Linked DNA regions of Homo sapiens: regions 1 and 3 are each linked to region 2. A link is an interaction called in ENCODE POLR2A ChIA-PET data of the cell type or tissue named here. Cell type or tissue: MCF 10A. All regions are shown on one strand. Each heading gives the region's core, and the rest is flanking DNA. Links, peaks and the distances in the headings are about the cores only. Region 1 overlaps DUSP10 (dual specificity phosphatase 10). Region 2 has its middle 18 kb from the start of LINC02257. Region 3 overlaps HHIPL2 (HHIP like 2).

Region 1 (10,999 bases), core at 921-8,920, 300 kb before region 2:
TAGCAAATTACAGCTCATGGGCCAAATTCAGACTACTGGATTTTTATAAATAAAGTTTTATTAGAACACAGTTACATTTCTCTATTTACATATTAGGTATGGCTGCTCTTATGCTGCAACAGCAGATTTCAGTAATTATGGCAGAGACCATATGTCCTCCAAATTCTAAAATATTTATTTTCTAGCTTTTTACAGAAAATGTTTGCTAACCTCTGGTATATACTATCAGAAGCAATTTGCTTCCAGCCAACAGGGTTACTAATGTACCTCCACTGTCCTACTTCAGGGCTATTTCAACTTTACAGCCCTGTGTTGTAATCTAGTCCACAGGGACCATAATTGTCTATCCATTCCATCAGATACCATGCAGGCACATTATATTAATGATATTATATCATGATTACTGTACCTGGTAAATAGGATAAAGTAACTAGTTCTAGATATGATGTTAAGATACTTGCATACCAGAGAGTGATAAATTCCACAAAATTCACTTTATATCCACTGAATGTTACTGAAATTTGTAGTGATCTACTTGTTTTGAGCATTCCAAGATATTCCTTTCATGAACATGATGACAGGTTGCTATATCTGACCTCTCCTACTATTAAGAAAGAGGGATAATGTCTAATGGGCCTTTGTGGATTTTGAAGAGAATATATATTTCATTGGGCATGCTACTACAATCCATTTACCAAGTAAGATGTAAGGTCATTAGTTTTGTGTGAGGTCCAAAACAAGAAAAGCCTCTACAATACAAGGCTGCCATACAAACTGCTCTTACATCTAGATCCAGTAGATTCCATGGTGCTAAAAATGTCTCTGTTAGGCAGGAATCTTGCATGAAGCCATTAACCTGATAGATGAATCATAGAGCAGACATTTAGAATTCTGGAGCAAAACTATAACAACTTCTTCAGAAAAATTCTTCTTTTAATTCAGATATTCTTCTTTTCTCTTCAAAATTCTTCTTTAGAATACCAGTTTGAAACTGGAAGCTTGATCATGGGCCATCAAGTTATAATGCAACCTGAACTGCCCATGATGAACTAAGTGTTGTTGATCCATCAAGCCTCTAAGTTGTGCATGAATGATCAAATGGAAGCCTCTAAGTTGTTCATTCAATGATCAAATGGAAGTAGAATATATGAGATCAAGCACAAGTATATTAAATAAGCAAGTGACCCAGTTACCCATGGTGTCTATTTGTGCAACAATAGCTTCAGAATCTTACACCCATGGCCTCATGGGAAGCACTCAGTGACCAGTGGACTGAAAAATATTTGGCATTGTTTACAGAAATTTTTGTGTGATATTCTGGTATCATCCAAAACCGAATGACTAAATCATTGTGGCCCTATACTGGTGGTGTGGGGAAGAAAAATTTTCCCAGTAATAAGAACTTCCAGCAGTGTACCTAATTGTTCATTTTGCCTCAAAGGAAAGACAGCCAGAGGTATAAATCTACATTGCTTCATGGGCAGTTGCTAACGTTTAGATGGATAATAAGGGACTTAGAAGAAACATGACTGGAAAATTAGTGACAGGAAAATCTAGGGAAGAAGTAAATGGATAGACTTTCCTAAATGGGCCCATGTGAATGTTGATCAAAGCTCAACCTCAGCATGTAAGAATCTTAATAATGGACAAGAGAACACATTCTGCAGACCTCTATCAGGTTTTTCTTTCCAGTTTCTTCTGTTCTTGACCAATGAGCTCGTGAACAAAATAGCCATGATGGTAGACATGGAGGGTATGCATGAATTCAGCAACATGAACTTCTACTCACAAGGCCTGAAAGGGCAGTATTTTGTTCTTGCTCCATAGAAACTTACTCTTTATAGGGATTTGTCTTCCCTACCTGTAATACCTTTGCCAAAATCAGTATCTGTGGACTTAAAGAATTCTTATATCTTATTTCCCTTCATGTTATTCCACAGTGCTTTGCTTTTGACCAAGGAACTTACTTTGCAGCAAATGAAGAATAACAGACTCATGCTCATGGAATTCATTAGTCTTAACTTGTTATTCATCACTCTAAAGCAGTAGAAAGGTGGAATTCTTCTTTTAACTATTTACTGTGCTAGATGGATGGAAACACTTTGCAGGGCTAGGATAATGTCCTGAAAGATGCAGTAAATTCTCTAAATGATCAATCAATGCATGTTGCTGTTTCTCTCTTATCCAGATTTCATAGATCCAGGAATCAAGGGGGAAAAATGGAAAGGGCTCCTCTTACTGTTACCCATAGTGATCCACAGCAAAATTTATTCTTTCTATTCTCAACTTTAGACTCTGCTGGTCTAGAAGTTCTGGTCCCCAAGGGAGAGATGCTTCTACTAGGAGATACAGCAATGATTCCATTAAGATGGAAGTTGATACTCCCTGCTGCCGACTTTGGGCTCCTTATGCTAAAGAATCAACAAGCAAAGTCAGATATTGGTGTATTGGCTGGGATGACTGGGGAAATTGGATTACTACCAGATTATAGGAGTAAGAAAAAGTGTGCCTGGAATTCAAGATCATATCTTATACTCTCAAGTCTTGTAATTACTTTTGTTGCTGTAACGAACAAAGTAAGTGGAAAATAACCCAATGCAGGCTCAATTGCAAAAGCTTGGATCCCTCAAAAATGAAAACTGACATCACCCCAACAGGCAAGAAACCATGACTAGGTGATGTGCTTGCTGAGGACACAAGTATATGGAATGGGTAGTGAAAGAAGGAAGTTATAAATACCAGCTATGACCACAAGATCAGTTATAGAAATTAGGATGGTAAGAATTATGAATATTTATTTTTTGATATAAATATATTTGGTTGTATATTAACCAATTCTTTTTTCTACCCCATCCACCATCTAATATAAAATGGGGTAATAATAGTCTTTGTATTAGTTCCCTAGGGCTGCTATAACAAAGTACCACAAATTGGGTGGCTTAAAACAACAGAAATTTATTTTACTGCAGTCTGTATGCGAAAAGTCCTAAATCAATGTGATAGTGGGGTCACTTCCTTTTTAGAAGCTCTGAGGGAGAATCTGTTCAATGAGTCTCTTGTAGCCTCTGATGGTTGCTGGTAATCTTTGATGTTCCTTTGTCCAATCTCTGCCTCCATTGTTACGTGACATTCTTTGTGTCTGTGTTCAAATTCCCCTCCTCTTATAAGTACACCAGTCACTGAATTAGAGCCCATCTTAATCCAATATGACCTCTTCTTGATTATATCTGCAAAGACCGTATTTCCAAATAAGATCATATTTACAAGGTTCAGGGTTTAGCACTTCAACATGGCTTTTTGACAGACACAATTCAACCCATAATATCATTATATCTCAGTATATTCAAATGACATGACATCGAAGGGAAAGTGGATCTTAGCTAAAAAAAGACTGAATATCATCCCAAAATGGACAAAGTAACCTATGAGGCTATGTATCTTTTTTTTTTTTTTTTCTGTGGCATCATCTCACTCTATCACCCAGGCTGGTGCAGTGGTGCAATCTCGGCTCGCTGCAACCTCTGCCTCTTGGGTTCAAGTGATTAGAGTAGCTGGGATTACAGGCATGCACCACTATGCCTGTCTAATTTTTGTATTTTTCGTAGAGACAGGTTTCACCATGTTGGCCAGGCTGGTCTCGAACTCCTGACCTCAAGTGATCCACCCACCTCAGCCTCCTAAAGTGCTGGGATTACTGGTGTGAGTCACTGCACCCAGTCGTCTTTTAAATGTGTTTTCATCTGTAGAACTGATAGTTGCATCATACTACATAGAAGCATCGTTTTGCTAATGTCTTCATTTGGAAGTTATATTTAGTTAAGAGAAGTGGACATGGATGCCAAGTTGGCAAGGGATGGACTTTGGTAGCTTTCTACAGTATCAAATTGGCTAAATCAGGAGCTATATTTTCCAGAATTTCCTCTCCTGATTCACACTGAGTTAAGGTTAGCCTTAGGGGAAATTTGCATGAGGTTGGAAAAGCAGAATTGAAGCAGCAACCATTTGAAGGGGGCACCAAACTCTATGATGGCAAGCACACATTTACCCTGATGTGGTGACTCACCTGGACTTAGCGCAGCAGCTGTAGTTGAAGCTCCCAAAGCTCTGTCTTCAGCTTTGCCAAGTCCTATGCTAGGTACATGTTCAGCTCCATGGCAGAGGGCACTAGATCCTTCTGGAAGTCACCCCCATTGAGGTTGGTAAAAGGCTGATGTGGGTTCCAGTTTTTCCTCCTAATTCCAATTCTTTGTTCTTCTCTACTTCATGCCCAGCTTTTGTTACTGGTGGCTGTGCTGACCCGGAGAGTTCAGCCCATTATCAGACAGATGCAACACACTCCCATTGACTTCTTCACCAGATCCCACACTTGCCTGAGGTCTAATCCCTGGAATAAACCCCTCATTCTATGTCACTGTTTCTGCTTCTTATTAAACACCGATACATGCACCTTGTATCAAACACTGACAAAGGTTGTCACGAAGGAAGAAATCAGGAACCACAGAAAGCACTGGTGTTCATATTCCACCACCTCAAAAAGGCAGGAAGTCTTCTACAGATAGGTGTGATTTGGGGCACTTCTGAATTATGACCCATCCTTCTGGGTGCCAGTGCTAAAATAGTCATTTTCTACCACCCTTCATCTGACCTCCATTCATATGCAACAACTGTCTCCAATCAGAGCTTGAAACCAAACAGCAACTATATTTCCTGATATTTCATGTTTGGGGAAAAAAGCATAAAATAAAATGTGTTGTGACCTATTTACAAGAGCCTGTCCCCAAATAATGTGAAGGCCATCATTGATTGATCTCTATTTAACTTGGCTCATTGGACTTCTTACCATCAGAATATCTAGTTGAGCAATTTATTAGCATTCTATCTTAGTCAGCTTCTGGAGTGTAATTCAGGTCCTAGTTCCTTACTCTGACATAGGTTTTTTTCTTTTCATTTTAGCCTCCCATTTTCTCCTGTTTCCCGTATTACGAAAGGCCATGTTTCCCCTTTACTGCCAGCATGTGATTGTGTGGTTGTGTACATTTTTTCTTGAATATTTCCCCTTGTACATGTTTTTTGTCAGCTTCCTTGCCCTACCTCCCATGATGCCTTTCCTTATCCAGAAGACACTGGCACAAACTCTTTCAAGAAATGAAAACTCCCTATCATGGTTCACATGCATTGATTGGAAAAGTATTAACTATTGAAATAAATGTAATATATATAGAAACCTAAAGCTACTGTTTTGTTCAACCTAAGATAACAATGCTTGCTGTATTTCTTTAAATTAGTTACAGGTTCACTCTACTAAGTAATTAGATTCATTTAATATAAAACAACCGTTGCTGGATTCTGAGAATGGTTCATGCGTTGGTCAGGGACTTGGCTTTCTTGGGGAGACACAATTATTTCCTAGGGCAGCCTTATAGCTCCCAGACAGCTAGTGAGGCCCAGCAACATGTGGAGTCTGGTTTCTAGAGCTATGGCTTGGTTAATCTGTATTATTTTCATGAAGTGGTTAACATTCCTTATGAAGAAATGGAGGCTAAGTGACTCACAGCAGATTAGTAGAAAAGACCTGAGTCCCTCTCAGAATCTTTGGTATTCTGGTTGGCAGGATTACTGTTTGCCCCAGGATAGGCTTTTCTCTCAAAATCATAAACTTCCAAAAACATAAATCATTTCCATGTGGATAAAGATGAGAAACTGTATTGACTTTTCTCTGTTTTGTTAGAAAGAAAGAAAAAAGAGAGAGGGAAAGAGGGAAAGAGGCAAAGAGAGAAAGAGGGAAAGAGGGAAAGAGGCAAAGAGGGAAAGAGGGAAAGAGGCAAAGAGGGAATGAGGCAAAGTGGGAAAATGGGAAAGGGAAGGGAAGGGAGAGGGAATGGAAGGGAGAGGGAAGGGAAGGGAGAGGGAAGGGAAGGGAGAGGGAAGGGAAGGGAGAGGGAAGGGAAGAGGGAGGGAAGGAAAGAGGGAGGGAAGGAAAAGGAAGGGAGGGGAACAAAGAAAAAGCAGAAGGAAAGAAGGAAGGGACAGAGGGAGGCAATATACCTTACATGCTATCAGAAATTTAACACTTAGACTTAAAATAACAAAAAGAAATGTCTGCTAAATTACCATGTATTTTAAATCACTAATTATATATCAACCTCACTCCTTAAATACTCTAACACCAAGGAAATTGTTAGCCTGAGGAGTAGAAAGCACAAAGCAGAGATTTGCTTTTCACCTGATTAACACTTTCTATTAAAATAATCTAAAACAGCTGTTAATTCCTGTTAAATTCAGTCTCCACTTTTCTATAAAAGAAAAATTTAAATTATTTTTGGTAGAAAAGCTATTTTTTTAAATGTCAAAAATATTTCCTAACATTTTCAAGCCAACATACACAAAATTATTTATGTCAAATGTTGTCACATAGAATCCAACATGCCAGATTCTTCAACTCTTTTATTCACCCCAGGCAAATTTCAGTTTGCCATAAATCTTCCTTATGGCCAAGTCCCACTAGACTTTTAATTTAATGAAACACAGAAAATATTTGCATTGTGTTTTTCCCATACCCCCAACCCTCCATCAACAGTGAATTGGGAACCCAGCTATGCATTAACCCAGTGTTATAAGGAAGCTGTACACATGTATGGAGCTGAGTTTCAGTTTGCTGGGGAAAAGAGTAGGCAATAGCAATTTGCTGCAACGCATTACATGGTTAATGTCACCAAAGATGCCAAGTGAGCAAGTGACAATGGGGTGGGGGGGTGGGGGGAGGAACATCAAGATCCCTAAATGGAAGATTGTCCTAAGTATTTATCAAATAGCCACTAGGGAGATCACTGAATTCTCACCAATCAATCTGGCAGGGATTTGGTCACCAAGGCGCAAAGGCAGATGGGATCCCCTTAATGCAAGCCTTCCCCGATGCAAAAGGAATGATATTTGCAGGAGAGGATGACAGCATTGTGAGAATATAAGGGACAGTGACTGGGCAGATCAATACTGGAGCTCTTCCACTTCCTTGCTAACTCTGTTTCACAGTGAGAAAACTGGATATGTTCCCTTCCTCATCTCTCTTTCCCTATATAAAAATCTGTTTTATTTCAACTTTGTTGTATATGCAAGTTACCAGAGCTTAAGAAAGGCTTGAACCTGAGTTAAGGTAAAAGAGAGGGGAAAAAAAGACACATCCTAAACCAGTTTCATTTATATAATGAAAATAAATTTTTACACAATCAACAGAAACACACCAAGATTTTTTTTTTTTTTGCGAAAAATATTTTTAAATAAATTTTTTTTTCTTACATTCTGATATACATATGTAACAAGGTTTATGGCACTGTAACCAGAATCAAATCAGAAAAAAAAAAAAAAAAGGAAAAAGGTGGGAAGGAAAGTATTTGATATATTGTTGAATTCCTTTCTATCTCCAAGCTGGCAAATTTGCACTATTTGTCTATCATTCAGCTGCCAGCTCTAACTTGTTTGCACACTTAAAACATCATATTATTGCACAAGAAGCCAGTGAAGGCATATAATGGTCAGTTCCTCACTATTTCAAAAAAAATCTCTTAAACCCAGAGAAGGAAAAAAAAAAAAAATCCAGAGCATGAAACACACAAAATCAAAGGTATCCTTTTTCTCCTTAAAGAATGCCTGAAGGATTCTTAGACCACTTAAGCTGCCCTGATCTTCTCTTTGCACCAGTGAGCACAACAGGGCTTGGTTTGGTTGGGTTTTTGTTTTCTGTGTGGACAGCCCAGGTTGATCCCAGGCCTTGGTGATTCAATGTCTTTTCTATTTACTTTTGGTTCTTTTTAATTGGTTTAAAGTGTGTAGTATCTTCGGTCTATGAACCTGCACAGACTATTTAGTCATAAACTCTACAAATAGCTTAAAAGGAAAAGGGGGAGAAACAAGTTGTATTATATTTTTATTGTTGGCTTAAAAAAATTACTTCTTTAACCTCCTTAATTTGTCAGTTTGTGGGAGGTGAATCTCAATGGCATCAAAAGTTATAGTCTTCTTACACTTGTTAAAAATAAAGTGTTTAAACAAGTTTGTTTCCATTCACAAACTTACTCCCAACTACAAAAAAAAAAAGAAAGAAAAAAAACCAGAATCCATCCTCCTTCCTCATTGTCTCCTAATGGAGAGCAGCAATCCTTTCCATCCAGACCATTGTCACACAACCGTCTCCACGCCCATCAGCTTTGGTGTAAGGATTCTCGGTGTCACACCGTTGTTTAGGTCTTCCTCGAACTCTAGCAACTGCCCCATGAAGTTAAGGTTTGGGGAGATAATTGGTCGTTTGCCTTTGACAAATTTATAAGCATCAGTCATGGTCATCCGAGTGTGCTTCATCAAGTAAGCGATGACGATGGTGGCGGAGCGGGACACCCCAGCCTGGCAGTGGATGAGAAGCCCCTTCCCACACTGGTGAGCTTCCTCTGAAAAAAGGGAGAAAGACAAGAGATGAAGGGAAGATGGAAGAGAGAGGCACGGAGAGAGAAACTTTCATCTCAACTTTGCAATGCCTTATTTTGTATAGAAATAATGAATTAAAACAGTTTTAAAGCCAAGTATAATCCACTAGTTCATTACGTATACTTATGTCACAACTTCCAGAACTGGCTAAAGTTGATATCAGCACGAACAAGAAGCTATACATCTACATTTAAAGAGAAGATTAAATGAAAGAATTGCTCATAGGAACAGTTTGCTGCACAGGTGACAGCAGTGGCCGGAAGCCAGACCTATAACACAGTTAACTTTCACGTTGAACAAGCTACTGATCAAGTCGACTCTAACAGTCACTGAACCTTCTCTCAAATGTCTTGTTCTCTTTTTTTCTGGAATTACACTACTGAAAGAAAAAAAAAGAATGAAGGAAAAGGAGAGAGGAAGGGGAAAAATTATACACACACATGAAAATATACACTCACACATATATATGTATATGTATGTGTGTGTATGTGTGTGTGTGTGTGTGTATATATATATATATGCAGTTCCTCTTTGGATTAAGGATGTTAATTCCAATTTTCGGTTGTGTGACTTAACAAACCTAGTGCTAGTAACAACTCTCTCACTTGTAATAGAGAAAAAACACTTTCTTTATTCTATAGAATTGCTCTGTACAGGAACGGGCATTAAATGGATAAGAGTTTTAGTCTTACTAAACCCTGATTAAGGTTAAAGGAATAAAGCTTAACTAGGAAGATACTATGTTCAGCTTCTCCCCAGAAAATCCAGTTGTTGCAAAGTTAACTAAAGGCTAGTAGTATACAGGCCGAGGGTGTCACCTCTCAAGCATTCAATCCCGTTTGCTTCCATGTATGACATTCCAGTGTGGCAATAATGCAGAAGATGGAGGAATCCCAGCAATGGCTCAAAATCCAGAGCAATTGAAAGAGGAAGACTTGCTAAGTTTTCAAATATATTAAAAGCTCAGGACAATAGCATGTGGGCACTACCTGAACAGATTCTTAATGACATTTCTAGACTCTAACACATCCCTAAGAAAGCTTCCTTGAAGGAACACCAATTAGATAAACAGGTAGGGAAGGAGAAGGGGTAGAGAGAGTAGTGATTTCACCTAAACTACATCTACTGGCTACCCACCAGTGGACCAAGGAAAAAAAACCTGATGTAAATTTTCATCTTAAAAATTTACAGATGAAGTTTACTTCTCATAGTCAACAGTATTTCAAGAAAAGTAAGCATCTCTCTTTTTCAACTTTTTCCCTTCAGCACACGGTATTTAGCTCCAAGTCAAGACCAGAAAGCATGGTGGTGAGAGAATGAGCTTCTGAGTGCCTGGCTGGACCACCGGTTCCACTACACACACTTGATTCAGGAATAAATAAACTGGTATAAACACTAAACTTAGATGCTGCTCAGCTTATATTACACTCTCAGTGAAAGCTATTATGTTTATAAAACCTGCTGTGTTTTTACTAAAGCAAGACTGTAAGATTTCAGTTTATCCAATAATATAACAATGAAAATAAAATTGTGCCTATGCAGGTTGTGATATGGAGTTGTTCTTCGGGCTGAATGCTATTTGTTATTGGTTTTGTTTTCCTTAAAAAAAAAAAAAAAAAGGCAGGTAAGCCTGAATAATCTATAAGGAATGTGAGAAGGAGCTTTAGTTGAAATCCTCTTAGAACAAGTATATCTTACCCTACTCATTAAATAGAAAACAATTTCCTAACTTCCTCCAACTGGAGTTAAGTCAGATGGAATCTCAGTCATAACATCACATCATGTATCAACCAGAAGTTCCTCATATGCTTGTTGAGAAATTTTTCTTCCTCAGCGCTCCAGGTTTGGCTCAGATTTTATTAATAAAGAATCTGCAGTATCTCTGCATCCTCAGTGTTGCCAGTTGGGAATTACTTAATAGGGCATCATAAACATTGCCTTAGTGTGTTGTGAAAAGGCCTCAGGCTTGGGAGTCAAAAACCCTGGATTCTGGCCCCTTCTTGGACACTAGAATTCCTATGACCTTGAAGAAGTCACTTTACTTCTCTAAGTTCAGTGATCACCCTGAATTTCCTTTCAGACTCAATATTCCATGGTCCTGTGCTGACGGCATAATTAGCAAGGAAAACAGCTTGGCAAAATGACCAGAGATGTCAACACTACAGCAAATCCACCAGACCCCACTGGCTGTTAAACCTGAGGCTGTTTTTTTCTTTCTCTGACAAAGGAACACCCCACTCCACTTAACTGTATTCTTCCTGGAATAACAACCTGCTGTAATATTTAGGAAAAGTACTAGGCCACCCCTTTATGGTAATAAAAGTTGAAGTTACGTAAAAAAAAATAAATGTTGAGTTTTGCTATATTGCAGGTGCTCCCAAAATGATATTTTGAGTGTTTTTTTTTTTTTTTGAGACAGAGTTTCACTGTTGTTGCCCAGGCTGGAGTGCAGTGGCGTGATCTCAGCTCACTGCAACCTCCGCTTCCCAGGCTCAAGCGATTCTCCTGCCTCAGCCTCCTGAGT
Region 2 (10,999 bases), core at 1,883-9,882:
GAATCAGAAGTTATTCAATAGGATCAGAAACACTGAGCTCACCTTATCAGCAATTGCTAGTTATGCAAGCATTACTGCCACCAATACCAATGTCATATGGCGACTGCAAATGTGTGGCCTTGGCTCATGTGGGAAACCACTTAAATATACAATCCCAGGATTCTCTCACCTTCCCCTGACACTTAGGCTTCCTATAAATATATAGTTTAAGTAGAGAAGGGAAAAAAGTCACTTTCATCTTCCTGGTTCTCACTCCCCTTCCTCCCTTATTCATGCCTTTCATTCTGGAATCATGTAGCTAATTCTAAAGGGCACATTTTGTCCTTAGAAGGTATGTGCAGGGCTTACATTCCTGTGCTCAAAAGAGAGTGTGGTCTAATGGGTAGGAAGTGGGTGTGGAAGGAATGGTAGGTTCTATTTAAAGCCTCCCTACTGACTCACGGAGGCATCTAGGGAAATGGCTTAACTTTTCTGAGACTTGGGTTCCCTCTTGTTAAAAAAAGGACAGATAACCCCTTCTTAGCAGGGTGCTTCTGAGGACAGAGAACTTAGTGTTTGAGAAGCACTTGGAGGTGGGGAGCTATCTGATCATATAAATATGGAATCTAGAGATGCACATTCTTTCTCCACCTTCTCACAAGCTTTATACAATGATTCTGTCCAGCCAGTTAGGCAGGTCAAGATCCCATCCTGACCCATCTGGAGACTTAGAGATTGGTAACATTTGGGAAAATAAAAAAATTTTAAGCATTCCTGCTGGGCCTACATCTCATTTCCCCTGAGATGTGGGGTAAGGAGAAGGCAGGTGCAGGAGAGTCATGGCCCAGGTGTCTGAATATAAGCAGTCTCGGCCTGGCTGTTACCATCTTGAGGTCTTGGGCCAGAGCCTGCCCCACTCTGAGTTTAAAGCTCTGATTATCTCTGACTCTGCTGCCAGCTCTTTGACACCCCAAGGTTCTATAGTGCTGAGTAGTGAAGTCTTTTGGAAGTAAATAGAAAATAGCTTTTGTTTCCTACTAGGAGATCACAATTCCACCTGCACTGTCTTTTCCACCTTCCCATGGAGAGGCTCCCATGCATCAGCTATTTACTATTTCAGTTTTTTAATGGAGTTCTTACTTGCCTTGGGCTAGAGACTGAGCTAGAACTGGGAATACAAAAGATAAGACAAGGTACCGGCCTGTGAAGCATACCATCTAGCAAGAGAAATGGCTCCTTGGAGAATGGCAGCACAGAGGAGAGTTAACCCCCACTGAGAGTTTGAAAAGGGCTTCAAAGAATAAAAAGGAAGAAAAAGGAAACTATGGCTTATTGGGATAAAAAATTAAATGGCTTATTCACCTATTTTGCCAAGTACAAAGCTAGTTGCTTTATGTACATAAATGTATTTATCCTATGAAAATGCTTAATAGGAGGCCAGTAGGCTGCAGAAACTCCAGCACCCTGGGTCTCTTCCTAAGCAAACCAAAACCCAACTCAATGTAAACAGTGAAACAAAGCTTAAGCTTATCCTATCAGAAATCACCAAGTAGCTTCTAACTAGGGACTTTACCAATCAGAAACCACCAACTAATCTCTAACTAGGGACTTTCCATTTTAACCAATCAAATGCTTCCTCTGTCTTTCTTTCACAAACACCGTATAAAAGTATCCCCTTCGCACCCCTTCAGTGGAGTGCCAAACCACTTGTGGTCTAATGCTGCCCAGGTCATGAAATGCTGAATGCTCAAACTCATTAGAATGTTAATATGCCTAAGTTCATTTTTTAACAATCCTTACATTAATCTTAAGAGGTAGATATTGTTTTCCACAATATAAAGCTAAGCAAAGTTGGGCATGAAGAGAGTAATACATTCCCTTGTGTCCACAGAGTTAGCACATGATGGGGCAGTGATCAGGCCAAGGTGTATTGGATTCTATAGCATTCCCTCTTCGAGATGTGAAATTTTACCTGGACCCTAAACAATCACAAAGATGTCTCCCATTAGTGAAGGGGAAGTTTCTCCGAGTAGAAGGAGCTAAAAGAACAAAATCAGAGAGTTTGGATTACACTAGTGGTCACAACGTAAAGGCAGACACAGGCAGTCTCAGGACATAAGGTTGGAAGACAGGTAACTCCAAATGTTCTAGATGCTCTTCTGGGCTGCTGTGCTCTAGGGACTGAGGAGCTATGGAAATGGGAGCAACTTGACTTGATTTTTGCCCTTTAAAGCTGCTTCTTTAACAACAGTGTAAAGCAGTGGTCCCCAACATTTTCGACATCAGGGACAGGTTTGTGGAAGACAATTTTTCCACAGACCGGATTGGAGGGATGAATGAAGTGTATTACATTTATTGTCCACTTTATTTCTATTATTATTACCTTGTAATATATAATGAAATAATTTTACAACTCATCATAATGTATAATCAGTGGGAGCCCTGAGCCTGTTTTTCTGCACTACAAGGTCCCATCTAGGGGTGATGGGAGACAGTGACAGATCCTCAGTCATTACAGTCTCATAAGGAGCACACAACCTAGATCCCTTGCATGCACAGTTCACAATAGGGTTCATGCTTCTATTAGAATCCAATGCCAACACTGATCTCACAGGAGGTGGAGCTCAGGTGGTAATGCCAGTGATGAGGAGCAGCTGTAAATACAGATGAAATTTTGCTTGATTGCCTGTCTCTCACCTGCTACTGTGAGGCCTGGTTCCTAACAGGCCATAGACTGATACTGGTCCATGGCCCAGGGATTGGAGACCCCTGGTGGAAAGGATGAATTAGAAAAGAGTGAGATTGTGTTCATTCATTTACTCATTTGCAGGCACTCATGAAATGATACTGGGGAAAGGAGACCAGTGAAAAAATGACAGCAGTAGCCCAGAAGAGAGATGATGAGGACATGAGCCAAGCTCTTGCTTCCCTGTCTTTGACATTTCAGTACATGGAGAAGACCTAGGAAAGCCCATAGGGCATATGCTTGGAATTCTGAGAGCTATCGGGAGGTCTAAAGTAACCCCTGAGCCAAGATCTTTGGGGCTACATAATAGAAATGAATTTAAACTAGACCTGAAGGTTTGTACCTTTTTACAAGAATGCTTCAGAAACAGACCTGGTCCTCAAAGCTTCAAGGCCCAATGGGGATTCTTATCTCCTTTGGGAAGGAACTAGGGAGTCTTGATTCAAATGTCTCCGGACCCTCCCGAATATATATCCTCTTAACAGAAGAAAGAGCTGTTCTCGCTTAACCAGGCCTCTAATGCTAGTTAGAAAAAGAACAGGGTTCTAAGACATCAACTGCTTGCCTGAAAGGGGAAGAGAATCAGCTGACTCATATACTGGTCCTTTTAGGCTGCATGGTTTGAGTCATGATGCTCAGGAGAGTTTCCAGCACAGCAGACCTCAGGGAAGGCAGGGCTTAAATCCAGGTAGCCCACTGTGGAGTCAGGAAAGCTGTAGGGACAAACTGGAAGTTGATGGCAGAGAGGTGTTTTCACTGAGGTGCAGATCAACACAGCACCATCCTACAGCCCCATGGAGTCCAAAGGGAGGCCAAGAGGATGTGGAAAGAGTGAGATGGTACACCCACTTCCTAGAGTTGCACTGACTTTTAGAGTTGCACTGACTCTAAAAGTGATCAGAAAATGGAAATGATGGTGTTTCCTGTTCAGTTTGAGACCCAAGTAACTGGCCTCATCTTCACCTCTATCAAAGAACTCACTTCTCAACTTGACTCTCAACCAGTACCTATTCTTCCTCCCATTACTTAGACGGGCGACAAGGTTAATGCACAGCTCACTAAGAGTTAGATAACCTAGAAGAGTCAGAAGAGTTCTGGTTCCTTCTCTGCCACTTACTAGATCTCTGGCTTAGCCTCATTTGCTTTGTCTTTTTATTACAAAAACAAAGAAACTATAAAATGATGGGTTTAGAAGAACAGACTTCCCTTTAAGGTCTCTTCCAGTTATAACAATCTCTTATTTGATTCATTCTCCAAGCCTCCCACTCCTTACTGCACTTATTTTAATCTTTTTTTTTCTCCTTTCTCTGTGTTTTCTTGCTTATGAAATGAGTGTGTGTGAGTAATGTTCATATGCTGATGAACACAGTTGGGTCTTTGTCGTCCGTGATAATGAGAAATGGATCATGTGGATAACCCCAAACTGAAAACACTGTTCAAGTATGTGACGGAGGAACATTCCAGTCTGACTAACAATCTAATGTTTAGTTAGGGCTGCACTCACTGAGTATCCATTATCTAGTTAGCAGGATGGGCAGAGAGAAGTTAACTGGGTTAACTGGGTTAGTTTGTGAAAAATAGGGACTGATGCTGCGATGTGCACATTGGCCGAGTCTCCTCCACTAAGCAATGGCTTGTTTTGTAAATTAGACTTGCTTGGTTTGTGCGATTAATACTACAATGGCCAGTGTTTAGGACATGCCCAGGGACAGGAGTGGAGGCTGCAGTAAGAAAAGAAAAGATAATTGCTAGAGATTTTAGGAGACTGAGGGACTCAGAACCAAGAAGGGTCACAGTACCTTGGGTCAAGAGTGGCTCAGCCAGCAGTGACGAGGGCATGGCCCCTCCTCTGGGCTCTGCTGTCACCTTGATTCACCCTACAGGTGGCTCTGCACTAAGGAAACCCCCTTGGACATTTACCAGATGGAATTAGACCTCACAGATAGGGGAGCCACTGTGTGCCCATATGCACCTCTGATTCTGCAGCCTGGCCAGGCCAGCTTTTCTGGAATGAAAATGGGTAAGAGGATGCTTCAGGGCTATTTGTGACCATTTCCCTAGGACTCATGTCCTGCTATGCTCCCTGCCCACTCCACTAGCAATCTGGTCTCTAACAAGCCCCTCATGCTCAATTACCCCTTATCAGTTGGTGGAGACATGTGGCATGGGTGTCTCAGGTGAGTTTAAATGTAAATTTGAGCTGAGTCAAGATATTATACAAAGCTTGTGGGAGGCTGAGGTGGGCAGATCACTTGAGATCAGGAGAGTTCGAGACCAGCCTGGCCAACATGGTAAAACCCCGTCTCTACTGAAAATACAAAAATTAGCCAGGTGTGGTGGGGGCGGGGGGGGCACCTGTATTCCCAGCTACTTGAGAGGCTGAAGCCAGAGAATCACTTGAACCCAGGAGGCAAAGGTTGCAGTGAGCCTAGATCGTGCCATTGCACTCCAGCCTGGGTGACAGAGATTTGGTCTCAAAAAAAAAAAAAAAAAAAGATATTATACAAAGCTTGTTCTGTTCATAAAAGGTTGAACATTACTGTATAAGACTACAGATCACACAATTCTGCATGTTTTATTTTATAATATTTTATTTTTATTTTTGGTAGCAGAAGGATCTCACTATTTTGCCCAAGCTGGCCTTGAACTCCTGGCCTCAAGTGATCCTCCCACATCAGCCTCCCAAAATGCTGGGATTATAGGCATGAGCCACCACTCCTGGCCTAGATAAACTTTGATTTCTCTTTTATTATAAAGGTAACATGTTTGTTACCTTTTGCTACCATGTTTGTTACATGGTTGTATTTGGAAAATATAGTAGAAGTATACAAAAGAAAATGTAGACTTGTTATACTGTAACACCCAGCCAGAGATAAGCACTATTAATGCTTTGGCATATTATTTGTATTGTCTTTCTGATAAATAGAGATAAGATAGATGTCATTGTATATAGTTTCATATCTTACATTTTCTAACAATTTTGTAAGCATGTTCTTGTCATTTAGTTTTTTTAATGTTATATGTTAATGTCTCCATAATAATTTAATTACATCTGTGTACAACAATTTATTAAGCATTTCTTTGTTATTGAGAGAGTGTTTCTAACCCTTTGCTTATCTTATATAATGTAGCAATGAAAACCCTCTTGCGTGAATAGTTCTTTGAACTGCTGTGTTTTTCCTCAGCAGATTCCTTACAAAAAGAATTTCAGGATAAAGGTATACAAAGATTTTTAAGTTTCTTAAATAAATTGTCAAATAGTTTTCTAGATAAGTGGCAACAATTTATACTTCTACTGGCTGTCACAACAGTAAGAACTGTCATGTTTTATTTTATTTATTTATTTATTTATTTATTTTTGAGACAGTCTCACTGTGTCACCCAGGCTGGAGTACAGTGGAGCAATCATGACTCACTGCAGCTTCTACCTCTTGGGCTCAAGCCATACTCCCACCTCTGCCTCCCAAGTAGCTGGGACTACAGGCGCTTGCCAACACACCCAGCTAATTTTTGTATTTTTCATAGAGACAGAGTTTTGCCATGTTGCCCAGGCTGGCCTCCAACTCCTGAGTTCAAGTGATCCACCCACCCTGGCCTCCCAAAGTGCTGGCATTACAGGAGTGAGCCACTGCACCTGGCCAAAACCTGTCATGTTTTATAATGTTTGGAACTTTATATATGCAAAAAAAAAGTGATAACAAAGTTTTATTGAAATTTTCTTGAGTTTATTTTGTGTGGTTGAAAACTCTGTGTATGTTTATAGAATGCTCTATTTATAATCTTTGCCCATTTTTCTTTCCTAGTGAAATATTCTTATTTATTTATATGAGCTTTCATGAGATTTATATGAGATATATATATACATGCATATGTATATTAATCCTTTGCTATCTATGCTGCAAATTTTTTCTACATGTTTTCTGTCTTTTAATTTTGCTAATGATTTCAACATTAAAAAGTTTTAGGCTGGGCACGGTGGCTCACGCCTGTAAGCCCAGCACTTTGGGAGGCCAAGGCAGGCACATCACTTGAGGTCAGGAGTTCAAGACCAGCCTGACCAACATAGCCAAACCCTGTCTGTCCTAGAAGTACAAAAAAATTAACCAGGCATGGTATGTGTGCCTGTAATACCAGATACTCAGGAGTCTGAAGCAGGAGAATTGCTTGAACCCGGGAAGCAGAGGTTGCAGTGAGCCAAGATCTCACCACTGTACTCCAGCCTGGGCAACAGAGTGGGACTCCATCTGAAAAAACAAAAACAAAAACAAAAAACAAAAAAGAACCCCTTAAATTTACTTGTATTCAAATCTTTGCTTTTACCTTGTAATTTCTTCCATGCTTTTTGTTTATAATTCCTTCTCCACTTTGAAGACAGGAGAATATTTATTTGTATTTTGAGATGTTTTATTTTTTGTAATTAACTTGATAATTCATCTTGTGTTTATTTTACATGTAGCACGAGGTGAAGATTTAACTGGCGATCATTCCCCAAACTGTTTGCTGACTAATCCATTTGTGTGTGGTTTTCCTTATCATGTATTAGATCCCCACACACATCATGGGTGTCTTGGCCTATACCCCAAACTCCCTTTCAGGAATGAAGGACTTTGTTTCTCCAGCAGCTAGAAGACAGCTCTCAGCTGCCAGTTCTTTGGGGATTGACTCTGCAGAAAAAAAAAAAAAAATCTGCCTGAAAAAGAATCTAAATGACCTTCTAAGCCCCACAGCTCCCTATGTGGTGTGTGGCTGCAGCCTTTCTTGGGACTGAATCACAGCTCAACTTATCTCTGTGCTCAATTTCACTTCTGTCCTCTCCTTCCATGCTCACCCCAAGCACACTCCCTAATGAATGTCTGATATGGTCTGGCTGTGTGTCCCAACTCAAATCTCCTCTTGCATTGTAATCCAAATTATAATCCCTATATGTTGAGGGAGGGACCTCACGGGAAGTGATTAGATCATGGGGGCAGTTCCCCCATGCTGTCCTCATGATAGTGAGTAAGTTCTCATGCTATCCGATGGTTTTATAAAGGGCTTTTCCCCCACTTCACTCTTCACTCATTCTCTCTCCTGCCACCCCGTAAAGAGGTGCTTTCTGCCATGATTGTAAGTTTCCTGAGGCCTCCCCAGCCAGGCAGAACTGTGAGTCAATTAAACCTCTTTTCTTTATAAATTACCCAGTCTCGGATATTTCTTCATAGCCGCATGAGAACTGACTAATACAAAGTCCTACAACCTAATCTCCATATCAGAGTCAGCTTCCAGGGAGTACAGCCTATGACATACATAAAGGCCCATGATCTGCAATCCAAAATTTCAAAATTAGCGAAGTTCTAAAAAGCACATTTTTTTTTCTTTTTCATGAGTTTCGTGCCAACGTTCACTTGGGAACAAAATATGACTTGAATCAGTTGGAGGCTGTTTGTAGTTTTTATGTGTCCTACTGAGTTTCATTACAGAAATATCAATATGTTTGTTTATGTAGTACTGGTCCTGACCCCACTGGGTTCTGAGGTCTATGAAGTATTCAGTAATATTTAGGATATAACCAAATTACCTTTCTGAAATTCAAATTTTAAATTCACAAACATATGTAACCCCAAGAATTTAAGACAAAGGACAGTGGGCCTATATGGGATATATTTTGAAATTTACCTTGATGTATATGCTGTTTTGATGGCAAAATCGTCATTAAGCATTTAAAAATCTCGTAAGTTAAGTCTTCTCCCTTAGTATTACTATTCTTTTGCAAAATACTTTTTGTTATTCCTACCTGTTTACTCTTTGAGATGAACTTCAGAATCATTTTACCAAATTATCTCCCCAAATTGAGATTTCCCTTGAAATAATACTATGCCTAAAAGTTAATCCAGGGACCATTAATATCTTCAAAGTATTTATCTCATCTAAGAATATGATAAGTCTATCTCTTTGTTGATGTTGACTTTTACAGCTCTAGGTAAGTTTTAAAACTTCTTCAGAAAAGCTCCACATGTATTTCATTAGAGTTATTGCAATGACCTAGATTTTTGTTGTTATTCTGAAAGAAACTATGAAAGTTTTTTTCCTACTAATTATCCTAATTATTATTTGCTTATAGAAAAAAAATCCTTTCATAATTTTACTTTTTATTGCCTCACTTCTGAAATTACATTAATTCTAAGAGCTTTTCAGTTGAATTATCTTGATTTTTCTTTGTATTTAATTATGTCATCTGCAAATAATGATAATTTTGTCCTCTTTTAAAATATTCATGCATCCTCTTTCCATTTTATACCACATTGTGCTGGACAGTATGTTCATTGGTAAGAACGTGAAATAATGATGGCAGTGGCAGAAATTCTGGTCAGCTTCCCAGTTTTAATTGGGATTGTCCCTAGTGCTCCACGATTAAGCATTATGCTGGCTGGTGTTTTATGATGCTTATTTTTAATCATCTATAGAAATATTCTATTCTTAGTTTTCTAAAGGTTTCTTTTTCATCTGTAAGAAATATGTTGCATCGTATCCTATATTTTTTGACATTTGTTGAAATTACCATATGTTTGTCTCCTTTGAAATATTGCTATGATGCAATATATTAATAGATTCCCTAATATTAAAAACATTCTTAAACTTTACGACATCCCTTATTTCATTGTAGTGGGTAAGTTTCACTTATTCTTTATAAAAATATGGATTTTTACGTACATATTTATAATTGAGACCAGTCTATAGTGATTAACTCCTCTCAAATGTGAAAGCAGATGTTATCATCTGGGGAGCAATTTTAAAATGAAGATTACATAATCCAGTAGCCATGACAGAAGAGAAAGATGAATTTGATTCTCAAACAATTTTAATTTTCTAATAGAAAGTAATGCTCTATAGTTAAAATAAAAATAGTCATGTGTTAACAAATTGACAGGAGATCAATTTCATATTCTTCAAAGTGCTCAAGAAATCAATTATGAAAAGAGAAACAATCTAATAGTAAAGTGAACAGTGGTTATGAACAGGCATTTTACAGAAACAAAATTATAGATGAGCAATATAATTTGAAACAATGCCCAACCTCTTTGTTAATTAAAGACCTACAATTAAAACTCTAATAGGTATTGTTTTATGCCTATCAAAAATAGCAAAGTTCCCAACATTTGACGATGATACCCAGTCCTGGCAAGAGTATGGGGAAATGGGAATTCCTATTCCTTGTTTCCAGAGAAGGGTTTGGCAATAGTTATCAAATTAAAATCTGTGTCCATTAGATCCAGCAATTCCGCAGCTAATAATTTACAGTATGGATTTATTCACCAAATATACATAGAAAGTACAAAACTAAGTCAAAACAACTGTTATATCCACTAATAGAAAACCGATTGAATAAATTAAGGCATATTTATTTGATAGATAGTATGTTGTTATGAAAAAGAATAGATAGATCTGTGTGTACTGATATGAAAAATTTCAAATATAAATTATTAAGTGAAGGAAAGCAAATTGCAGAAGAGTAAGCATATTCTGACCCTTTTTGTAGATATGTTGAATGTTGGACAAATATAGATGCTAGTATGTGCATCTTTTTTATTCTTCATACTACACTGTTACCTAGGAAATATGTATAAGAATAAGGTAGTAAGGCCGGGCACGGTGGCTCACGCTACCATGTAATCCCAGCACTTTGGGAGGCCAAGGCAGGCGGATCACCTAGGGTCAGGAGTTTGAGACCAGCCTGGCCAATATGGTGAAACCCCGCCTGTACTAAAAATACAAAAACATTAGCCAGGTGTGGTGGTGGGTGCCTCTAATCCCAGCTACTCAGGAGGCTGAGGCAGGAGAGAATTGCCTGAACTCGGGAGTCGGAGGTTGCAGTGAGCCAAGATCATGCCATTGCACTCCATCCTGGGCAACAAGAGAGAGACTCTGTCTCAAAAATAAAATAATAATAAGATTGTGAGAAGGAAGGAGGTCAAGGACACGTTTTATTGTGTACTCTCTGCACTGTCTGAATCTTCTATATTACCTCCACTAAAATGTAATATCAGCAAAAGTTTTCTGACATTTTTAAAGTTTGTTTGCTTCTAAGTACTTTTTAATATTAAATTGATAATAAGAATTTAATATCATATTCCCAGGTTCCATCCTTAATGATTCAAAAGGTGAGATGTGGAACCCAGGAACCTGACATTTTTACAAATATTCCCAGAAAATTCAACGTAGGTGGTTGGGAAACACACTGAAAATCTCAGTTCTGTAGCTATGCTATTTTGCTTTATCTCATTCAAATATGAATAC
Region 3 (10,999 bases), core at 1,860-9,859, 520 kb after region 2:
GAAACGGATTCTCCCGCAGAGCCTCGGAAGCCACCGACCCTGCTCCCACCTTGACTCAGTAGGACTTACTGTAGAATTCTGGCCTTCAGACCTGTAAGGGAATACATTTTGGTTGTTTTAAGTCACTAAGTGTGTGGTAATTTGTTGCAGCAGCCACAGGAAACTAGTATTGTAGTGAAGCCTCAAAACCCCCCCTGAAGGGGCTGGGCTCAGTGGCTCATGCCTGTAATCCCAGCACTTTGGGAGGCCGAGGTGGGTGGATCACTTGAGGTCAGGAGTTCGAGACCAGCCCAGCCAAAATGGTGAAATGCCATCTATACAAAAAGTACAAAAACTAGCCGGGCATGGTGGCACATGCCTGTAATCTCAGCTACTCAGGAAGCTGAGACAGGAGAATTGTTTGAACCCAGTGGGGCAGAGGTTGCAGTGAACTGAGATTCCACCACTGCACTCCAGCCTGGGTGACAGAGTGACGCTCCATCTCGAAAACAAAACAAAACAAAAAAACCCCACCTGAAGGTTTCCAGTTCTGCCAGCAGTCTCCCACCCAACCCCCAGAAGCAGACATTCCATTGCTGTGGGCCATGGACAGGCAGAAGGAAGCACCTCCTCATGGCAGAGGCCTACCCAGGAGAAACCCAAGGGAAGGCACTGCTGGGCTGGCCCCTCTCTGCCAAGGCCATATTCTTTTTTTTTTTTTTGAGGCCAGTTTCACTCTGTCTCCCAGACTGGAGTGCAGGGGCACAATCTCGGCTCACTTCGACCTCTGCCTCCCCAGTTCAAGTGATTCTCCTGCCTCAGTCTCCTGAGTAGCTGGGATTACAGGAGTGTAGCATGCCTAGCTAATTTTTGTATTTCTAGTAGAGATGGGGTTTTGCCATGTTGCCCAGGCTGGACTCGAACTCCTTGCCTCAAGTAGTCCACCTGTCTCAGCCCCGCAAAGTGCTGGGATTACAGGAGTGAGCCACTGCACCCAGCATTTGCCAAGACCTTTGATGGCAGGCTTTTTCCAGGTGATCAGTCCTTGTCTGGTCTGGCTCTGCCCCACTCTCCTTCTCACCTAGTTGGAATCCCTAGCTACTTTTCAGTAGAGGAGAGTGTGTATCCCAATCCCAGCTTGGTTCAGATCTGCATTTAACTCATGGAACCTGGCTGCTCCCCAGGTCCTGAAGAAAAAAAGGGTCTCTCTGTGGGTATGATAAAGGATGGGCCTGTCCCCAGGACCCTGTGAGAGGGAAGCCCAATGTCCCACCAGGTTGGCAGGGCTGGGGAAGGGAAAGTGTTATGGCAGCCCCAAGAAAAAAAAGAGGCAGCAGAGGGAGCAGGACAGCGCTCACATGGAACTCATGCCACTGCCTGAGTGAGGGGAGGGAGGAGTGCACGCCAGTGACGTCAGGGGGCAGAGAGGTGCAGTTCCAGGGCGGTTTTCCCCCTCACTTCCTGCCATGTTACTCTGATCGCCTCCAGGTGAGCCTGCCCACTTTGTGCCCAGGGGCCTGTAGAAAACCACAGCTCCCCATGGTTATGGCCCCAGGAGTGGGGCAGAGCAGGGAGGAGTCCTGGACAGAGGACAGGCAGGGGCAGGAGGGAGTGGGCCTCAAACTCCAGGAGGGGGCCCTTCTCATGGGTCCTGCTTTCTGGCTTCTCCTTCCTTACCCCTGGGCTGATCACTCGGGGAAGAACTGAGACAAAGTTTCTTACCCTCAGGCCCAAAGGGTTTAATTACTGGGCCCTTAGGGAGGTGTGAGCCCCCTGAAAGGATGCAAGGTTTTGTTTTGTTTTGTTTTGTTTTGTTTTTTGAGACAGAGTTTCGCTCCTGTCGCCCAGGCTGGAGTGCAGTGGCGTGATCTCACCACACTACAACCTGCGCCTCCCAGGTTCAAGTGATTCTCCTGCCTCAGCCTCCGGAGTAGCTGGGATTACAGGTGGCTGCCACCACGCCTGGCTAATTTTTTGTATTTTTAGTAGAGACAGGGTTTCGCCATGTTGGGCAGGCTGGTCTTGAACTCCTGACCTCAGGTGATCCGACTGGCTCCGCCTCCCAAAGTTCTGGGATTACATGAGCCACTGTGCTTGGCCACGACGAAAGGTTTTGTGTGGAGAGCATGCACATGCCTTTCTGGGAAAACAGTCCACAGCTCTTATTCTCAGCAGGCTTCACGGTCAAAAAAGGTTAGAACTCTTGCTACAGAGCTGTGGAAGCAGCTAGGTGAGGGGCACTCTGGGCACTACCTGGGCATTCTCGAGCCCATCATCCCCTAGGCAGGCTGCACTGCTTGGTATTTGCAGAGCTGAGGGGGTGGGGCATGTGGGGACTGTGAAATCGCCCTGAGATGACCCACAGTCCTCAGCTGGGAAGTGAGCGCTGCATCTCCTGCAGCGTCCTCCATCCCTAGAGCCATGGGGCCAGGAGAACTGGCCCTTGCAGCAAGTGAAAAGCCTATTATTGATTCCCTCCCTAGCCATGTAGACAGTGAACCAAGACACTCATATCAGGTAAATGCCTTGTTCTCTGTTACCGAAGTAACCAGTAGGCATTCCCAGATACAGTGAAGGTCCTCACACCAAGATATGCACCTGGCCACCTGAGGAAAGAGAAAGGACTATCTGAGGGGATGGGGCTGAGCTGGGTGTGGAGTGGTCCTTGTGGGTCTTGGAGAGTGGGAGGGGGGGCAGCATGAGCCAGGCCTCGAGGCAGAAGGACAACCAGGAGACAGCCTGGAAAAAGTGCTGGACCCACAAGGGCTCAAGGCTGGCCAGAGGGGAGGTGGGATAGGCTGCAAAGTCCTGAGGTCTGAAGATTGGCCCTGGCAGGAAGAAACCAGGTAAGGTGGGGTGTTACCTACACCCTCGGGGCCAGATGCAGGCCAGAGCCAGCCAATTACCAGGCCCTTAGGGAGGTGTGAGCCCCTTGAAATGATGCAAGGTTTTTTGTTTTTGTTTTGGAGACAGAGTTTCGCTCTTGTCGCACAGGCTGGCACCTTTGCCCAGAGCAGGCACCAAGACTTCTGGCTCTGGGTGTGACCTCAGTCTGGGTAAAAGCCCCAGCCCCCACCAGGACCACCTACCCCCTAGACTACTTCAGGTGCTGAGCCCAAGCCAGGGGCAGGAAGCTAAACTGATGCCTAGGGTAATCCCAACAAAGTCCCTGGTTCCCCGCAGCTATGGGGCTGACGGGGAATTACAGCCCAAACCCCAGATGCTGGCTCTCGAACTAACACTGAGCCCTCAGTGCCCACAGGGAGATACAATCAGCGCACTTTCCAGATGGGGAAATGGGATCAGAGAAGTGCAACAGCCTTGCCCAATGCCCCAGGCCAGGGCTCCAGGCCCAGAGTGTTCTTTTGTCACTGTGTTCAGAGGGCAGCAGCTGCTGTGATGTACCCACCTGAGCCTGGCAGCTTTCTCCAACTTTGGAAGCCCAGGAGCATGGCCCCTGTCCACAGATGCACCTGGCATGAGGCGTGCCCAGAGGGACAGAGGCAGATGAGTTTCGTCTCCTCCACTGGATTGTGAGGGCCTAGAAGGAGACAAGGGTCGGCTTGGGAAGGCAGTGAATAGCGAGCAGCCTGAGGCAGTGCCCCTCTGGATGGATCCGCAGTGCCTGGATGGAACCTGGCTCAGACAGAGCTCAGTTTTGCAGGTCCCTGAGGCATGGAGAGTTCACAGCTACCAAGTGTAGGAGTCTGGATTCAAAGCCAATGGCGTGACTCCAAAGTCCCTGCCCTAGCCCCTGGACCACCCTTGCAGGCCCATCAGATGCCCAGGCCAGCAGCACAGCCGGCCAAGACCAGGGAAACTTGGGGAGCCTCAGAGCACCCCCAGGTATTCCAACCTAATCCTGGTACCCCGCCTCTCACCACCCTTCTTCCTGCTTTTACCTCAACCCCTACACAAAGCCTGGGCCACTTAATGTGGCATCAAACAGATGCCTCAATAAATCAGTCTAATCTCGAAAAAAAAAAAGACTTAACAGATATACAATTGCATGTTAGAATGCTAAAGACCATAAACATATAACAACTTAAAGTACATATAAATTCAATATATATCCAATGATTGTAACTATGACACAGTAGAATATTAAAATACTATTTTCAAAATGTTTACAAGCTTAATGTTCTATGTATTCAAACTATTTATTCAAAATACAAATCATCAACATAAATTGCCACTAATATTCAGTCCCTTCACAGGACACATGATTCACTGGGAGTTAATAAATTAGCAGCCGGCAGGCAGTAACACACAGCAAAAATGAAAACCAAGAGGTGAAATAGTTCTGAAATAAAGGTTTTAAAGCTAACAGAAATCACTGAATTACTAAGTCATTAGCACTAATTTTGAGCCAACTGACTAATTAATATGAGATGATACAACGTCCTATACTTTGGTAAATACAGACTATGTTTAAACAATGTCTGTAACGTGACTTGTAAAATGCTCCTGGCTTTACAAAGATGTGATTAAGATGTAGTAACACATGCTAAACCATTTCCCCCTGCAGAGCATGTGGTAACTTTCATCAGTCACATTGAGAGTCCAGAAGATAAAGGAAAAGGTCATGGATTTCGCTGAGAACTTACCAGAGTTGAACTCCCTCATTTTCCGTTCCCCAGCATTGGCGGGTTCTGGGACTGGTGGCTGTGGTGGCTCGCTGGTCTTTGTCTCTTAGAAGGTGGGGAATAATCATCATCTTGAAAAAGAAAAAATGGTCATTACTGAAGGAACCATCTTAGGTTACAGCCACCTCTGGGTCAATTCCCAACATTCAAAAGCTGAGCAGGGCTTTAAAGCTATCTTATTAATAATTATTTCTGTATTGCGAACTTCAGCATACTTTTTTCCAGTTACATTTGAAATGTTATTCTTTTGGGATGTGCTCAAGTGAATACTGCTTTTTCCTCTGCCTTGCTTCATTACTTTTTAGTTTCCTTCATTTGAATCATCATTGTAAGTCTCCCCTCCTCCTCAAGTAACTTTCAAATTGCTGCCAAGAACTATGTTCTATCTTAAGGCTTTTGAGAAAAAACTTTCAATGAAGATAGCCTCCTAAAGTTATACAAATATAGAAGAAACGGGATAAAATAAAGCTTAGATTGGAAAAAATATTTAAGATTATACAAAATTCACGCGTAAACAAGGGAAGCTAAGTAATTGTATGTTCAAATACTTTTAACAAGTGCAAAACATGTAGGCTTAAAGAAATAGAGCTGGCCAGGCATGGTGGCCCACGCCTGTAATTCCAACAGTTTGGGAGGCCGAGGCAGGCAGATAACTTGAGGTCAGGAATTCGAGACCAGCCTGGCCAACAGAGTGAAACCCTCTCTCTACTAAAAATACAAAAATTAGGCCAGGAGTGATGGCTCATGCCTGTGATCCCAGCACTTTGAGAGGCCGAGGCGGGTAGATCACCTGAGGTCAGGAGTTTGAGACCAGCCTAACCAACACAGAGAAACCCCGTCTCTACTAAAACTACAACATTAGCCGGGTGTGGTGGCACATGCCTGTAAGCCCAGCTACTCGGGAGGCTGAGGCAGGAGAATCCCTTGAACCCGAAAGGCAAAGATTGTGGGGAGCCGAGATTGTGCCATTGCACTCCAGCCTGGGTAACAACAGCGAAACTCCGTCTCAAAAAAAAAAAAGAAAAAATTAGCCAGGCGTGGTGGCGCATGCCTGTAATCCCAGCTACTTGGGAGGCTGAGGCAGGAGAATCACTTGAACCCAGGAGGCTGAAGTTGCGGTGAGCCGAGACTGCACCATTTCTAAAACAGTGATCATATGACCTTAAAAGTTAACAACCCTGGTATTTTACACTTTTGTTCTCTTTAAACCAAATTGTCTACACTCTTCTGGATGTTTTGCATAATATGAAGAACTTGATGAAAATAGGGACCATTTCCTCCCTTAGTTCTTCATTCCTCAAATACATAGTTCAAAAGTCACAATCCTTCATTGAGGGCCTCCATGAAGGCAGGTGCACAGCAGATTGCAAGAGGGAATTGATTCTAGTCCAGCTGAACTGTTCCCTGTTCCCTCACACCACTGTGATCCAGTAACTTAACCTCACAAAGTTTCACTTTTCTCATCTTCAGTGGAGGTTATATGGCAATAGAGAAGAGCAGGGTTTTGAGGTTTCAAGATAGGGTATAAGCTTGGCACACAGTAGGTATTCAAATAAAATGTAGTTAAGTTTATTATGCTATGTGCATAATAAGGCCAAATAGTGAAACTTCCTTTGCAAAGATTATAACAGTGGGAGAAGCCTGGCATGGCTGACTCCCTCTTGCCTCTAGCCTCACGGGCTGGCTGTCCTCGCTCATTCATGACCGAGGCCAAGCTAACCATGGGAGGAATTCAGTTTATAGTTTAACTTTGAAGCAAGAATTATAATAGTCCCTCCCTAAAACAAACTCCCTCCTTGCTCAGGGACTGAAGCTGCCTTTGTAAAACTGACGAAAGGCCACTAGATAATGGGAAGGGCCTGAATTCTGCTAAAATGCAAGCATAGTTTCTATAATCCCTTACTGCTCAGGAGTCATGTGGTCAGAGTTCACAAGATTTATGACTTCTCCAGTTGCTCCTATAGATAACATCACTATTGTAGCACCTAAGATTGGTCTTTTGAGATGTTTTTCAGATGGTTGCATTCTGGAAACCAACTAACCCTAACCGGATTTGTGATTCATCACTCAACAGGTCCTGTGGCCCCGATCCAGAGGCAGACTCAGTGCACAAGGACAGTTCCTCACACCCCTATGATTTCATCCTCAACCAATCAGCAGCTCATATTCCCTAGCCCCTCCCCCACCAAACTATCCATAAAAACTCCAGCCTCTGAGTTCTCTGTGAGACTGATTTGAGTAATAACTGCAATCCTTCTACTTGGCAGGCTCTGTGTTAATTAAACTCTTTCTCTACTGCAATACTGTGGTCTCAGTGAATTGGTTTTGTCTGTGCACTACACAGGAAGAACCTGTCAGGCAATTACGATAGTAAGTGCTGGAGGTACAGAACTGAACCTGCTCTTGTTCACTTCATGAGCTTTGGGCTGGGGAAAGGAGATACCACATTTAAAGGGTCTTTCCTTGTAAGCTTGTCACAGGCTTCCTCTTAGACCTGGGGTGAGGCAGGAAGGTGAAGCATGGTTCTTATGCAAGAGTGGTACAGCATGCTAGATTTCCTAATGTCAAACAAACATCCAGGATATCAAAGGATATGTGCCAGTTTGAGCAAATGTTGATTTATTACCTCAGGTTGTAGGCATTTACAAGACAAAACGGAGACATCCAGTGTGATTCCAAGCAGGCTCATGGACTAGTGCTTACCATAACCCAGGTGCACCAGCAATCTGGGATATGGTCTCCCACAGAAGCACTGCATACAGAGAAGGTGCATTTATTTATTCAGTAGACAGCAAGATTTCCCAGGGAGAGGAAAACCGCCCTGCCCCACCTCTACCCTGGCTTCCCAGACTTCTAAGGTCTTTATTCAGCAGTGACTTTCATTTGATGAGGTGGCTCTCCTCTCTCACGTCACCCTGTCGGCCACCTTGACCAATAGGTCAAGGGAGACTTCTGCCAGCTCGCTTCTGCTCTGCTGATGGCCTCATCCTGCCACTGTGGCTTTTCAGGCTCTTCCTCCTCTTGCCCTGGCGGACGTGGGGCCCCACTCTGGCTTTCTTCTTTGTACCAGGCCCTCGCAATGTATTCTTGCTGCTTGTAGGAGAAGCCAGCTTCTTGGAGGAGCCTTTCTCAGACAAACCCTGGGCTGGGCCAGAAGCTAAGGTTGCACTGGAAGATTTTCTAGCAGCTTTCTCTGATTGTTCCTTTAGCAAGTCCAAGACTGTCTCTGAGAAATCAGTATTTATTTAGTGAAAAATATAAGTCCCAGAAAGTAGCTATAAGAGAAAACTATAACTGCATTATAGTTCTTTAATATAAATTATTCTTATTAATACTTTTAATTCTCTAACTGGCCTTGGTCTAAATATATGACTTTTTTAGAAGGGTCACTCCAGTGATACATGGTTCTGTAATAGTTTCCTTAAGATAGTATCCTTCCTCTGTAAGTCTTTCCTGACTCCCCACCCTGCCCCAAGGAAACATTCCTCATTCTAGGGGCCCTCTAAGTGCCCTGAGCATCCTTCTATACCAGAACATTAGTGCTACATTTATTTCTTTATTTGCCTGCACTTCCCATCCCCACTCCTATTTAACTCTGAACTCCTACATGTCATAGGCTTTAAGTGTTCATTGCTGTATCCCTAGGGATTAGCATAGTTCCTGCCACAAAGTAAGTATGAAATGAATGATGCCAAATGAATGAATACATGAACGATTAAATGAATGAATCAACAAACGAATGAATGAACGAATAACTAGAGGAAACCGGTCACAGTAGAAATGGGTATCCTTACACTCATAACTCCTCTGTTATGCAGAGGAGACGTATAGACTTAGTTTCCCTCAGGGGGTAACTAAGACTCCACCATGGGAATTATAGCCTGCTTGCTGAGGGCACTGCCTTAGCCTCCACACCAAGGCCTGAGCCTAAGACTCAAAGATGGACTCACTGGCGAGTGGTCTGAACGGGATCCGCTTACTCTTGGTTCTCACGGGCACTGGCTTGTATTTGCACTTGCCTGGGGGTGCTCGCCTAAAAACACAAACAGAAAGCATGAGGACGCAAGACTCTGAAGATGCAACCGGAAAATCAAGGTTACCAGAGGGCGTATATTTGCAAGAATTGGGGTCAGCCTTTACTTATCCATGGGGATGGGGTAGATGTAACAGGAAATATGCTATGAGCTCAGAAGGTGAGGTAAAAGGGCACAGACAGAACAGGGCTCCTCAGGCCCTTGAGAGACAGTGCAGAGAAGGAGTTAGGAGTATGGGCATGGTGGCAGTCAAAACGGGTTCACATCCTGGTAACCAGGGGCAAAAAACCTTGCTAAGCCTCAGTCTCCACATCTATCAAATGCAAAAACTAATGTTTCCCATCTGGCTTGGAACAGTGCCCAGAACATAACAAGAGCTCACAGATGAGGATGATGAAAATGATGATGAGGATGATTCTGCTGCTGCTTCTGATGGTGGTGCTGGTGACTCCCTTTAAAGAAAATGTCTTCAAGAACTCAAGGCACAGCCCTCAGGCGATGCCAGCTTCTCTGCCTAGTAACACACACATTCTTAAACTGCTTGTCCCCGGGTGCATCTTCTGAAATAAAAGGGACTTTGAGGACAGAGAGTACTTCCACTGTAGAGAGCAGAGCTGGAACTTCCCAGCCTGTCCCCATTGCTTTCTCTGCCTCTGCCTTGCTCCAACTCTATCTCTCACTGCCATCCTCCCAAGTCCAGGTGGGAGGGAAAAAAAGGTAATTGTATTTATTTAAAAAACACTTACGTAGTGCTTAGGCACCATTCTAAATACTTTGCAAATATTAACTCATTGAGTCTTCCTAACAACCTGTGAAGTAAGTACTATTATTATACTCATTTTACAGAGGGGAAACTGAGGCTCGCACAGGCTAAGAAACAGGCCCAAGGCCACATAGTTAGTCAGTGGCAAAGCCAAGATTCCAAGCCCAGGCTCAAGTCCATGTTCTCAACCACTGTATTTAGCTACCCCTAAAGGAAGGGTAGGAGGAAAAAATGGGAGGGAGAAAAGGATACATAAATTAACCAGGTGCCCTCAAAATGCTGGGATTGGTGCATTTCGTGCAAAGACAAGCTGAATAAGTAACCAGAGCAGAATCTGGTCCACTTATAGAAGCTTTAAAAAGTCTATATGATTCGATATAATTATAACTGAATGGAGGGAGTAGTCCTAAAATGACCTCTCCACAAAGAGAACTGAGTTCCTATTCCAGGCTCCTCTTAGTAGCTGTACCTGGGGCAAGTAATTTAACTTACCTAGCCTTCAGTTTCTTTATCCATAGAGTGAGGATGTTAACCTGCCTGGTTGGAATTCTGTCAGCATTAAATGAGAGCCCACATGCACAGCACTTAGTACAGTGCCTGGCACACAGGAGTAACTCCATAAATGTCAACTTAAAAAAAAAAGGTGAATAAGTAAGGATGTCTTCAGTGTGAAAATGCTTTATGGGTGCTTTCTGTGTGGCTTCTCACAGCTGCTCTTGTGAAAGTGGGGAGTTAAATTACCTGCCAACTGAATCAGAAAACTGCCAAAGAAAAGAAAAATGGATTCACATAGGAAGCCTGTTAATGGAAAGAGAACTCCCCACCAAGGCATCGTCAACCATCAGAAGCACTTTAAAGACCCTGAGTCTGCTCCATCCCCTAAACCCAGGAGAAGTGCACAGAAGCAGACCCAGCAGTGGGAACAGCCCAGTATTAAATTCACCCCTTGGCTATCCACCCTCCACCATCCACACATCACCCCGGGGAACAGCCTCAGGGACGGAGCCTCTTCCAGGAACTTCCGAGAACACACAAACTGAGAGCCCTGTGGCCAAATACAAGCTCAGATAGAGCTGGCCCCCCCAAGCCCTAACCAGTGGCTGGACCTATTTGCCTCATGTCTGCTGAATGCCAATCCAGATATGGGTAACATAAGCCTCAGGGGAAAATTTTCTTCTGCATGTCTATCTGTAAGCTAATTCAGGGGGAGATTTTCTTGCTTTGGCAATAATTTTTAGATAAATCTAGAGCACTGGGGCAGGGTGCATGGTGGCACACACCTGTAATCCCAGCACTTTGGGAGGTTGAGGCAGGTGGATCGCTTGAGGCCAGGAGTTCGAGACTAGCCTGGGCAACATGGCAAAACCCCGTCTCTACTGAAAATACGAAAATTAGTCGGGTGTGGTGGTGCATGCCTGTAATGCCAGCGACTTGGGAGGCTGAGGCACATGAATAGCTTGAACCCAGGAGGCAGAGGTTGCAGTGAGCCGAGATCGTGTCACTGCAGTCCAGCCTGGGAAACAGAGTGAGACTGTGTCTATTAAATAAAAAATAAAAAATAAAAATAAAAAAAAATC

Evidence for each region. ChIA-PET counts read pairs that join two places held together with the same protein. Peaks named below come from ENCODE experiments on the same cell type or tissue, not always from the same donor. Only the 100,000 strongest peaks of a DNase experiment are listed, where the experiment ranks them.
Region 1: POLR2A ChIA-PET joins it to region 2 with 6 read pairs; 2 of 35 experiments call an interaction of 5 or more read pairs at or near these places.
Region 3: POLR2A ChIA-PET joins it to region 2 with 5 read pairs; 1 of 35 experiments calls an interaction of 5 or more read pairs at or near these places.

Annotation. Positions count from the first base shown.
Region 1 is chr1:221,694,240-221,705,238 of GRCh38, forward strand. DUSP10 (dual specificity phosphatase 10) reads right to left here. Exons shown (of 4, transcript NM_007207.6): 4 at 7,185-8,438. The coding sequence ends at 8,173. Among named protein-coding and RNA genes, the nearest start is that of DUSP10, 42 kb to the right of the region's middle. In MCF 10A, for the core only: no CTCF peak of the experiment used is centred there; no DNase peak of the experiment used is centred there.
Region 2 is chr1:221,991,012-222,002,010 of GRCh38, forward strand. No RefSeq gene overlaps it. Among named protein-coding and RNA genes, the nearest start is that of LINC02257, 18 kb to the left of the region's middle. RefSeq lists an enhancer at 1,428-1,477. In MCF 10A, for the core only: no CTCF peak of the experiment used is centred there; a DNase peak (open chromatin) is centred at 6,160.
Region 3 is chr1:222,515,037-222,526,035 of GRCh38, forward strand. It overlaps HHIPL2 (HHIP like 2), which reads right to left. Exons shown (of 9, transcript NM_024746.4): 8 at 8,576-8,658; 9 at 7,228-7,851. The coding sequence ends at 7,565. Among named protein-coding and RNA genes, the nearest start is that of HHIPL2, 28 kb to the right of the region's middle. In MCF 10A, for the core only: no CTCF peak of the experiment used is centred there; DNase peaks (open chromatin) are centred at 6,765 and 7,155.